Linked DNA regions of Homo sapiens: region 1 is linked to region 2. Evidence: chromatin loops called from intact Hi-C (ENCODE). Cell type or tissue: GM12878. All regions are shown on one strand. Region 1 has its middle 6.0 kb from the start of LINC02512. Region 2 overlaps LINC01612 (long intergenic non-protein coding RNA 1612).

Region 1 (5,000 bases), 65 kb after region 2:
CTGCCACAAATCTTCAAGAAATTTCCTAGCTGATTTAGGGTAGAACACAGTTCCTTATGCTGGAGATGTGAGCACACATGTCCAAATGATTCCTGTTTACATTTCCAGCTAGAGTTGATGTTCTTTTAGTAAACTTTCAAAATCTCTTTTTAAAATTTTTTGAAAGTTTACTTTCAAGATCTCTTTTTAAAATTTTTTGAAAGTTTACTTTCAAAATCTCTTTTTTAAATTTTTTGAAAATTTACTTTCAAAATCTCTTTTTTAAATTTTTTGAAAGTTTACTTTCAAAATCTCTTTTTTAAATTTTTTGAAAGTTTACTAAAAGAACATCAACTCTAGCTGGAAATGTAAACAGGAATCATTTGGAGATGTGTGCTCACATCTCCAGCATAAGGAACTGTGTTCTACCCTAAATCAGCTAGGAAATTTCTTAAAGATTTGTGAGGGTTTTTTTTTTTTCAAAATCTCTGTTTAAGTGAAGTTACTTTTTTAGTAAATGCTTTTAGTAAACTTTCATAACCTCTTTTCTTAGATGTTTCTTTGCACTTCTGTAAGAAAGTTCATGGCAAGAGCTTGTTTAAGAATGTTTCGGGCCGGGGCACGGTGGCTCACGCCTGTAATCCCAGCACTTTGGGAGGCTGAGGCGGGCGGATCATGAGGTCAGGAGGTCGACACCATCCTGGCTTACATGGTGAAACCCCATTTCTACTAAAAATACAAAAAATTAGCTGGGCGTGGTGGCGGGCGCCTGTAGTCCCAGCTACTCGGGAGGCTGAGGCAGGAGAATGGCGTGAACCCAGGAGGCGGAGCTTGCAGTGAGCCGAGATTGCCTCACTGCACTCCACGTGGACTCCAGCCTGGGCAACAGTGCGACCCTCCATCTCGAAAAAAAAAAAGAATGTTTCTTCTATTACTGGAAGTGCTGACTACATGTCTTATGTTAAAGTTGCTTAAATGATCATATGATTTTTATTGGTAGTATTTAATTACGAGTTCCATTTGTCTTTTCTTTAATAGCCTCATTTAACCTCTGTCACTACAGTTGTTATTGCTATCATATGACTTGTAAGATAATTCCAAATATGTGGATAGAAAGTAAAAGTTTTAATGAGTCACTAAAAGATCCATTTGATGGTTCTTTCATGTTTTTGTCTTGACTTGCAACTCCAGAAGCTGCTCACCTTCATGATTTTGTCTGAAATCTGGATGATCTTTTGCCTGGATAATGGTCAACACTCAATTTGGCTTTGAAGAGTCAGGCCCACAATCTCAATTGTGATATAGAGGAGAGCCCACATTTCTACTCAGATTTTTGCTACAAAAATAGAATTCGTATCTAAAATAATAAAGAATTAATTGATATCTCATATAAGTTGAATCATGCAATATCTGTCCTTCTGTGACTGGCTTATTTTACTTAGCATAACTCCCTCTAGGTTCATCTATTTCACCTATATGATGTATCTAAGATACTTAAACGCATAGAAGCTGAAAATAGGATGATGGTTGCTAGAGGTTGTCAGGAGGGGAAGAATGGGGAATTGTTGCTTAACAGGTATAAAATTTCAATTATGAAAGATGAATAAGTTCTAGAAATCTTCTGTACAACACAGTGACTATAGGTAACAATATGGTATTAGACACAGTAATTTGTTAAGAGGATAAATCTCAAGTTGACTGTTCTTATCACAAAAAAAACAACATAAAAGACAATGACAAAAACAAAACATAAAAGAATACAAGGGCATTTTGGGAGGTGATAGATATGTTTAATAACTTGATTTCAGTGATGGTATCTCTGGCTGCATGAATTGGTCCAAACTGATCAAACTTGCAGTATGGTTTTTCTGTATATTAATTATACCTCAATAAAGCTGTTAAAAATTAATTCATGCTGATATAAACTTTAAAAAATTTGAGATGCAATTAAAATACAAGATTTAAAGAAATGTGAACACTGGTTGAAAATTGGTGAGAAAACATCTAATTCTGCCAGTCATCTCTGTTTCTCATTTATGTCATGCTACTTCTATCTAGATCAGAGCAAACTCATTCTGAAACTGTCTTGATTTTAGCTTCTGTCTTTCCAGGACCCATCGCCAGGAGCTGCTTTCCACTTATAGACACAAGTGGCTCACTCACTCTTCTAGGTGTTAGCTAGCAGGGGCAGAGCTTTCTCAGGTATTTTAGCATTCGTTGTGTTGGAAGGTCTCTGCTATGTTCCTGAAAATTCATTTTATCCCCTTTTTCCTTTGCTACATAGAAAGAGGAAGAAACCGTTATGTAGATTGTTCTGTGTGAATCCTCTTATGATTTTTATCACCATAAAACCTTTATGATTTTATCACCAGCTTCCCTGCAGTTTCATTTCACTTTTTTTTTTTACCTTATTAGTGTGTTATTGTTAATTTAAAAATAAAGAGATGACTCACTCATTAAACACTGCTCTGCTGGTTTAATGTTCCCCTAGCAATGGTCCTAAAAGGTTTCCAGATCATTTACAAACCTACATCTGATTCAATCTGATTTTAGTTACAGTCTGAGCTTATTATTACATACATTTTAAAGCATATTTAAACATAGCATCATTTGTAGTTTAAAAACAGAGATGTAAAATAACTTTGAAAAGAGGAAACTGAAGCTTTGTAATCATGTAGATACACTACCTGAATGGCTTACTGATAATTTCACTTTTTAAGTACATTTTACTAAAATTAGTCCGGATGTTTTTGTTTGGTTTGTAAGGTGTATAACTAAGTGTCAGTTCCTTAAGGGAGTTCAGTCCTCATGGAGTTTATAATCAAGTAAGAGAGTCAGGTGAAATGATGAAATGAAAACACTCATCAAATATAAATGACGTTCTTTAAATGCACCTCTGTTAGACTGACTCACTGAAATCAAACCTTGCCATTCCCTAGGGAACATTTTCTAATTTATGGCCAGGACATGCTGAATGCTCACAGCTAGTAGATTATTTTTTACTAAGTCTGCAGTGAGGCACCTGCTTGCCAAGAATTAGTTGTTGGTTCCCAAACCTATTTATGACAGTTGTATTTATTTTGGTAATAATATATTACAAGCAAATATTATAGAAACTAACGACATTGTGAATAAAAGAGTGTCTTATTTCTATGAAGACTAAGTTGAAGTCTTTGGAAAGGTTATAATAAAGGTAATAAAAATAATCAAATTATGTGTGGGCAAGATGACTACAAAAGATTAGAGAAAATCTTAAATTTTCAAAAGGTTATATACTCTGATTATTGTAAGAATCTTTAGATTTCCATTGTATTTAAATAAAATACTAAAGCCTAAGGATTACTGCAAATAAGATGTCTTAAGACTTCAACCAGCAGATTCATTCTTTAATTAAAAAAAGCCTTTGTTATATATAAGTACATTGGCAAATGTATACATTTTTAGATAAAATAAAAAAATTAAAACCTATATGTTTTTGACTTATCCTTTTAACAAACTTTTAAAATTAACTTACTATTAGCTTTGCCCATGTATGCTAAGAGGACTTTTACAATGACAAGTAAGAAGAATACATTGATGATACCTGTTTTGGTCCAGACATTTCCAGAGCCATGGAATAGCATGAAAAAAAAAAAATCTTCGAAATATAATTTATTCCTTCGAATTGGAGTCAAACTTAGAAGCATCCATCAATGGATGAAAGGATAAAGAAAATATGGCATATATAGACAATGTAATACTATTCAGTCTTAAAAAAGAAGAAAATTCTGGCGTTTGTGACAACATGGATGAACATGAAGGACATTAGGTTAAGTGAAATAAGCCAGGCATAGAAAGACAAATACTGGCTGGGCGTGGTGGCTCACACCTGTAATCCCAGCACTTTGGGAGGCCAAGGCGGGCAGATCACGAGATCAGGAGTTCGAGACCAGCCTGGCCAACATAGTGAAACCCCGTCTCTACTAAAAACTGGGCATGGTGGTGGGTGCCTGTAATCCCAGCTATTCAGGAGGCTCAGGCAGGAGAATCACTTGAAACTGGAAGGTGGCGCTTGCAGTGAGCTGAGATCGTGCCACTGCACTCTAGCCCAGGCAACAAGAGCAAAACTCTGTCAAAAAAAAAAAAAAGAAAAAGAAAGAAAGAAAGAAAGGAAGAAAGAAAGAAAGAAAGAAAGAAGAAAGAAATATAAATACTGCATGATCTCACTTATATGTGGAATCAAAAAAAGTTGAATTCATGGAAGTAGAGTACAATGGTGCTTACCAGAGGCTGGAGGGAGGTAGGTGGAATGGGGAGATGTTCAAAGGGTACAAAGTTTCAGTTAGACAGGAGGGATATGTTTTAGAGATTTATTGCACAGCATGGTGACTGTAATTAATAATGCATTGTGTATTTCAAAATTGTTTTAAAATGTAGATTTTAAATGTTCTTACTGCGAAAAACAGTATGTGAGGTGATAGATATGTTAATTAACTTGATTTAATTATTCTTATGTAAACCTATATCAAAACATCACATTGTACCTCATAAAATATATAAAATATTACTCATCAATTAAAAAATAGGTTCAAAGAGTTACTGTGAAGGCTTTGGTTGATAGTTTTCAAAGTCTTTTCATAATAATGATCTCATGTGGAATACAGAAGGACTCCTTCAACAGTTCACAGGAAAACAGCTGTGTGTTTCACAGGGAGGTAGGTCCTTTTAAGTTTGAAATGGAGTTACGTTGGTGGTGGGTGATTTGTTCTGAACGTAAATCTGGGATTGTTCCTAGATTATTAACTCCTCAATGACAGATGTTATTGTGTTTCTCTTGGCAAGTGGCAAAAGTGTTAAACGAGATTCATGAGAATTCCACGTTTAAGCATTATTAGCTTGACTCACTCAATGTCACCACTGTCAGCTGGATACAATGGGTAACACCTTCTTATATGGCAGTCTTGTTTTGAGATTGAGACAATGCAATAGAGATTAACATGAAAGACAGAAAGTCCTATGTACAATGATGTGTTTTATCTGCT
Region 2 (5,000 bases):
TGATGAACCCAGTACCTCAGTTGGAAATGCAGAAATCACCTGTCTTCTGTGTCGCTCACGCTGGGAGCTGCAGACTGGAGCTGTTCCTATTCGGCCATCTTATATTAGTGAATTTTTAAACTCATACTTCCGTAAGTTAAAATTGCTTCAGTCTTCTGCTTTCTCATGAATTTTTTGGAGTTCCTAGAAGCTTAATGACTCCATGTATCAATGAGTCAAAACAAGTTATATTGATTATTATACCTACTGTGTGTAGGACCCAACCACCAGGCTCATGCAATATTCAAGCTATCACCACATACAATCATTGGTCATAGCAATCATGAAAACAGTGAGAAAACAGTGAATAGTTTCCTTCCTGCCTCTCTTTCAATCTTTCTTCACTCCTTTCCTGCAAAATGAAAGCCTCTGAATGAGCTTGTTATTTTTGGTACCTCACATATATACAGAGTAAATGGGAATCTTTCAGTCTCCATGTCCAGCTAAGTTACTGTTTACTTTTTCTATTTCTAGCTCTCCTAGGAAATGTGTGTCAAGATTCATACAATTAACCCAGAAGGAAGCAATTTATTTCTGTGAATTATTATTTAGCTGTATGATCTTTTCTTATCCCTCTACCATGGCCAAGTTGAAATTTAAATTCTGTATTCCTAAAATAATTAATAATCCAGAAAGGAGCTGTTTTTTTTTTCTATTTAAACACCAACTCTAGCAAACCAGAATAAAGTGTCCTGCAATTTAGATACAGTTTGGAAATATTTGCAGTGCTGAGACTTGATTACAGAGTTGGTAGCAGGGATGGTTAAAGATTGACCATCTTGCGTTCTGCTTTGGGCAAATCTTAGGAAAGGACCAAAGTGCTTAAATTCAGAGTACAAATTTATTCACTAAACTAATATTTATTTTGCTCTACTAAGTGCTAGGCTTTTATTTTTTTCAAATTTTGCTACTGAGGATAGATAATAAATTCTTGTCCCATGGATGTAACAACAACGACAACAACAAAAATCTAGATTTGTTATTATTATTGAAGCCATCAGCTACAATATATATTTGATTATTTTAACACGCAGATATCAAATTGCCAAACAACCCTTTATCTAATGGCTTGGATGAACCCTAATTTTTAAGAAGAAATAAAACAGATATTTATTTTTTTGACTTTCAATTAGGTGGGTAGAAAAATAAATTTGTATAATTGTTTTTTACTTATTTAGGTTCTATGATAAATGGCTATTTTTTTACATAGTTGATATGTATCTTTATAATGTATAATTTAAAAAGAAGTTTCATTATATTCACTTTATTCTACTCTGTAGAGCTAAAAGTAAGCAAAGGGGATCTACTTAAAAATGTTATGTTAAATATAGTGAACTCCAAGTTTCTCTTCAAAGAATCAGTATGTCAGTATATTCAGCTCTCTTATTCTCTGTTCTCTATTTTAAAGTTTAACTTCCTGGTTCTCTTCACCCTCTTGCTTCTAGTTTCAGTAAACAACCCCCTCCTAGCCTCTATCACCTGCTCCATCCTGAGTCGCCCCTGGTCACTTGCTCTGACTTCAGTTATCCTGAGTCACCTGTTCTGTAACTATTGTTCCCACCAAACTACTCACCCTGCCACTCTGACTTGTACCCATGCTCTCTTTAAAATAGCCAGTCGGAATTAGCTTAGACTGTGTGGTCCAACCCTAGCCAATAGGGGAACGACACAGCAGTGGGGGCTACCTGCTTTAGGGATAAGAACCCCTTCCCCTCCCATGTTCAGGTGCGCTTTCACCATTTCTCCATTCACGAGTTGTACCCTTCTATAGAAGTAAAAATTGCCTTGTTGAGAAAATTAAATTTATGTTCGAGTGCTATTTCTTTGTGGCACCGAAAATTTATTTATAACAGTTATTAGCTTTTTCAATATTTTTTAGAGGTTGTGAGAATTGAGGAGGTGGAGTCTTAGAGCATTCCAATATTTGTAAAACAAACAAAAAGAACTAAACCCACCTCCCCATCTCGCACACCCCTAACCTGTGAAATTACATTTGTAAGCAAGGCACTTCATAGTAGATGGCTCCGTTTCCTAGAGAGAAAGTTTCCTATCCGTCTAGAGCAGTTTTATTGTCCTTATTTCATGTTTCCATAAATCACACTACTCTTTGTTCCTTCTTTGTCACAATTTTCCCCAAAATGGTAAAAGTTAAGAAAGATGAAACTTTTTAGGCTGCTTGCCATGCTTTTGCATGATTAATTCACACATGAAGAAAACAAAATACCTTTAATTTTTAATTAAAGAATTTACAAAAGGAGAAAAGTGTTTATTGAGTGATAAATAATAATGATTGATTAAAGGAATGTGTAACCAGCTCTATGAGCTATTGAAATATCCTGCCAAAGAGAAAATGGGAAGAATTCTGTTTTGTCAGAATTCCATTTAAAGTAATAGATATTGGGAAGGGGAACCAGGAGATTTCCAGGTAATAGTAAGGCTTTTAGGTGAGTGAGGTCACTGGCTGAGGGAGCCCTCATTCAGAATGGGCAGAATTATTCAAGTTTCATGATGCCCAAGAGTGGATGTGGGCAGCCAGAGAGCTGATCTGTGGTTTTTTGAAACAGAGTTCCCAGGGCCGTGTTATCTTTCTGTGGTCTTGTTAAACATTTTCATCTCAATTCCCCAGGAATGTGTTTTCTTACGGGAAACATATTCTGACTTTAAAATGTAATTCATTTTTGATACTAGAATTCAATTCATTCAAATTTAGAGTCACCTTTGTTGGAAAAATCTTAACAAAATTTTATTTAAATTACCTTTATTACACAAAGCCACGTAAAGTGTATTTGGTTTCATGTATGAGTGTGTTTATGAAATGAGGTGTTGGACATAAGTCAATTTCAGAGACTTGAATCGATACAGCCTTTAGTACACTTTTGTGTAGTTCGTTTTAGTTTCTCGCATATTTTCTCATACTTAAAAATTCTCATGAGTTTAAAGGAATGTTGGTACTATTCAGGCTACTAAAGCTTGGCTCATGAATCTCAGGAAGTGTTCAATACTTTATAGTCAGGAAAAATAGATTTTGTATCTTGACCTTTACATTAAGCTTTTCTTTTCAGAACTATATTACCTTGCAAAGTACACAGGGAACTGGAGCCAGCTTGTGACCTTTTGTTAACATGTAGTTTTGAGAAATGGGAAAAAGGCATTTTTATTATCAGGAATTTTATTACCTAAAAGAGTTAGGAGTCAGTTGAAAGACCTGCCTTTCTTAAAAAGACAGCTAGCCATATAACTTTGGGACAGATACTCTCTTTTGGAGAATGCTGCAATGCCTGCAGTGCCATCCCAAGGCCATTATGTGAAGTGGGAAGCAAATAGATTACGGAAGGTGAAGATGCTAAGAGAGGCGAGGAAATACTTGTCATGTTGCTGTCAGGAACATACATGAACTTGTTTTTATTAGTTAAAATCAGCTTAATTAATATATAGGGGACTCTAGTGTTAATTGAAAATTCCCCTAGTGGATTAGAAGGGTAAGGGTGATTGGGTAGGGAGGTTAACTTGTTCATTTGTGTATTTTCTGTTTCTTTCCCTGGAATATATATATACAGGGCTTTGTTTGTTTGTTTTTTTCAGTGTTGTTTCCTTAGCACATTGCAGAAAGTCGGTAATCAGTATCTGGATAAATAAATGAATGCTAAAACTAGCCAACTAATTTCATTTTAAATTAAGACTTTTCAGGAATCACTATGTTTACTTATTACTCGCTAAGAGCTTGAAAGACTGTTCTAGGAAGGTAGATTTTATAGACTCAGGGAGTGGGTTGGGACTCAGGAACAATTAAATCAGCAGACTGTGAACTGTTAGCATGCTTTCTACAGTCACGAGGAAGAAGCAAGAGCCTTGCAAGGAATGATGGGATAGCGCCTTTATTGTGGGACAAACTAATTGCTTAATGAATAGCCAATAACATTTCCTCATACTCTGGTTTCTCTTTGGATCTTATAAACCCTTTGTCTTTTACCAAAAAAAAAAAAAAAAAAAAATCAAAACCAAAACCAAAAAACAAAAACATTTCCTTATGTAAAGGGACATGACTTTTAAAAAATATGAATATTTCCACTTTTCTTGTGGTTCTCCCTCCTGTCCTTCTGTCTTTTCAACCAGTTGTCAATCCTTGCCTCAGAAGAGTTTATGATTCTACAGAACAGCAAAGAAAAGCTTTTGGGTTTCAAAGGTATTGACTTTTATGTTGTAAAAATCTCAGGTCCAAAGGGAAAGTTGATGATATAAGAGTAAGGTTCCTGTTTGCATCCTTTTCTCCCACTGCAGGGTTGGGGAAAAGAAGCCCTCTGCACACCAGAATTACCCAGAGACATGGAACACTTAGCACTGCATCATATGTTGGCCTTACAGAGGTCCTCCGTATTCCAATGTGAGGAAGGAAGTGGTGGTACATTTGCAGAAGGCACTAAATTAAGCGACTCTAATGAACCAGATAGAAGGGACCACTGCAACAGGATTTAGTTTCCTCCTCGAACCATGAAAGAGACCAGGAGAGAATAGGCCTTCCTCTTTGGCAGCCAACATGGAAACAGGATGAACAAGACCAGGAGGAGGTTTTCCTCTGTTTCACAGGTATTCCATAGTCACTGGAAACTCATATGCATCCTGGAAAGCAGTAATATTGACTTTCCACCACAAAGTCAAAGTTTGCAACAGAAGCTAAGTTGTTATAAAAGAAAATAATTGCTTTAATATACGGACTGAAATTTGCACCCAATGCATTTAGATTTTGAATGTTACTGTTCAAAAAGCCAAGTCTGAAGCCAAATGTTTTTTTCTTTCTCTTTTAATGTTGATTTGCTTTTTCTGCCTGGATGCTTCAACAATTCTAACTTCATCTTTAAAATTTAGTAACTTAATGAGAATATACCTGGCTTGCTTATTCTGCAACAGCTTTCATATTAGAAGATATATTTTAAAATTTTTATTTAGTTTTATTCAAAATTTAA

The links. Peaks named below come from ENCODE experiments on the same cell type or tissue, not always from the same donor. Only the 100,000 strongest peaks of a DNase experiment are listed, where the experiment ranks them.
Region 1: it touches region 2 in a loop (2.9-fold over the local background); 1 of 110 quality-filtered maps calls a loop at or near these places.

Annotation. Positions count from the first base shown.
Region 1 is chr4:170,334,274-170,339,273 of GRCh38, forward strand. No RefSeq gene overlaps it. Among named protein-coding and RNA genes, the nearest start is that of LINC02512, 6.0 kb to the right of the region's middle. RefSeq lists enhancers at 2,343-2,482, 4,493-5,000. In GM12878, no CTCF peak of the experiment used is centred here; a DNase peak (open chromatin) is centred at 2,088; H3K27ac peaks cover 1,266 bases.
Region 2 is chr4:170,269,342-170,274,341 of GRCh38, forward strand. The region is part of intron 1 of LINC01612 (long intergenic non-protein coding RNA 1612); the gene reads left to right. Among named protein-coding and RNA genes, the nearest start is that of LINC01612, 45 kb to the left of the region's middle. In GM12878, no CTCF peak of the experiment used is centred here; DNase peaks (open chromatin) are centred at 1,550 and 2,648.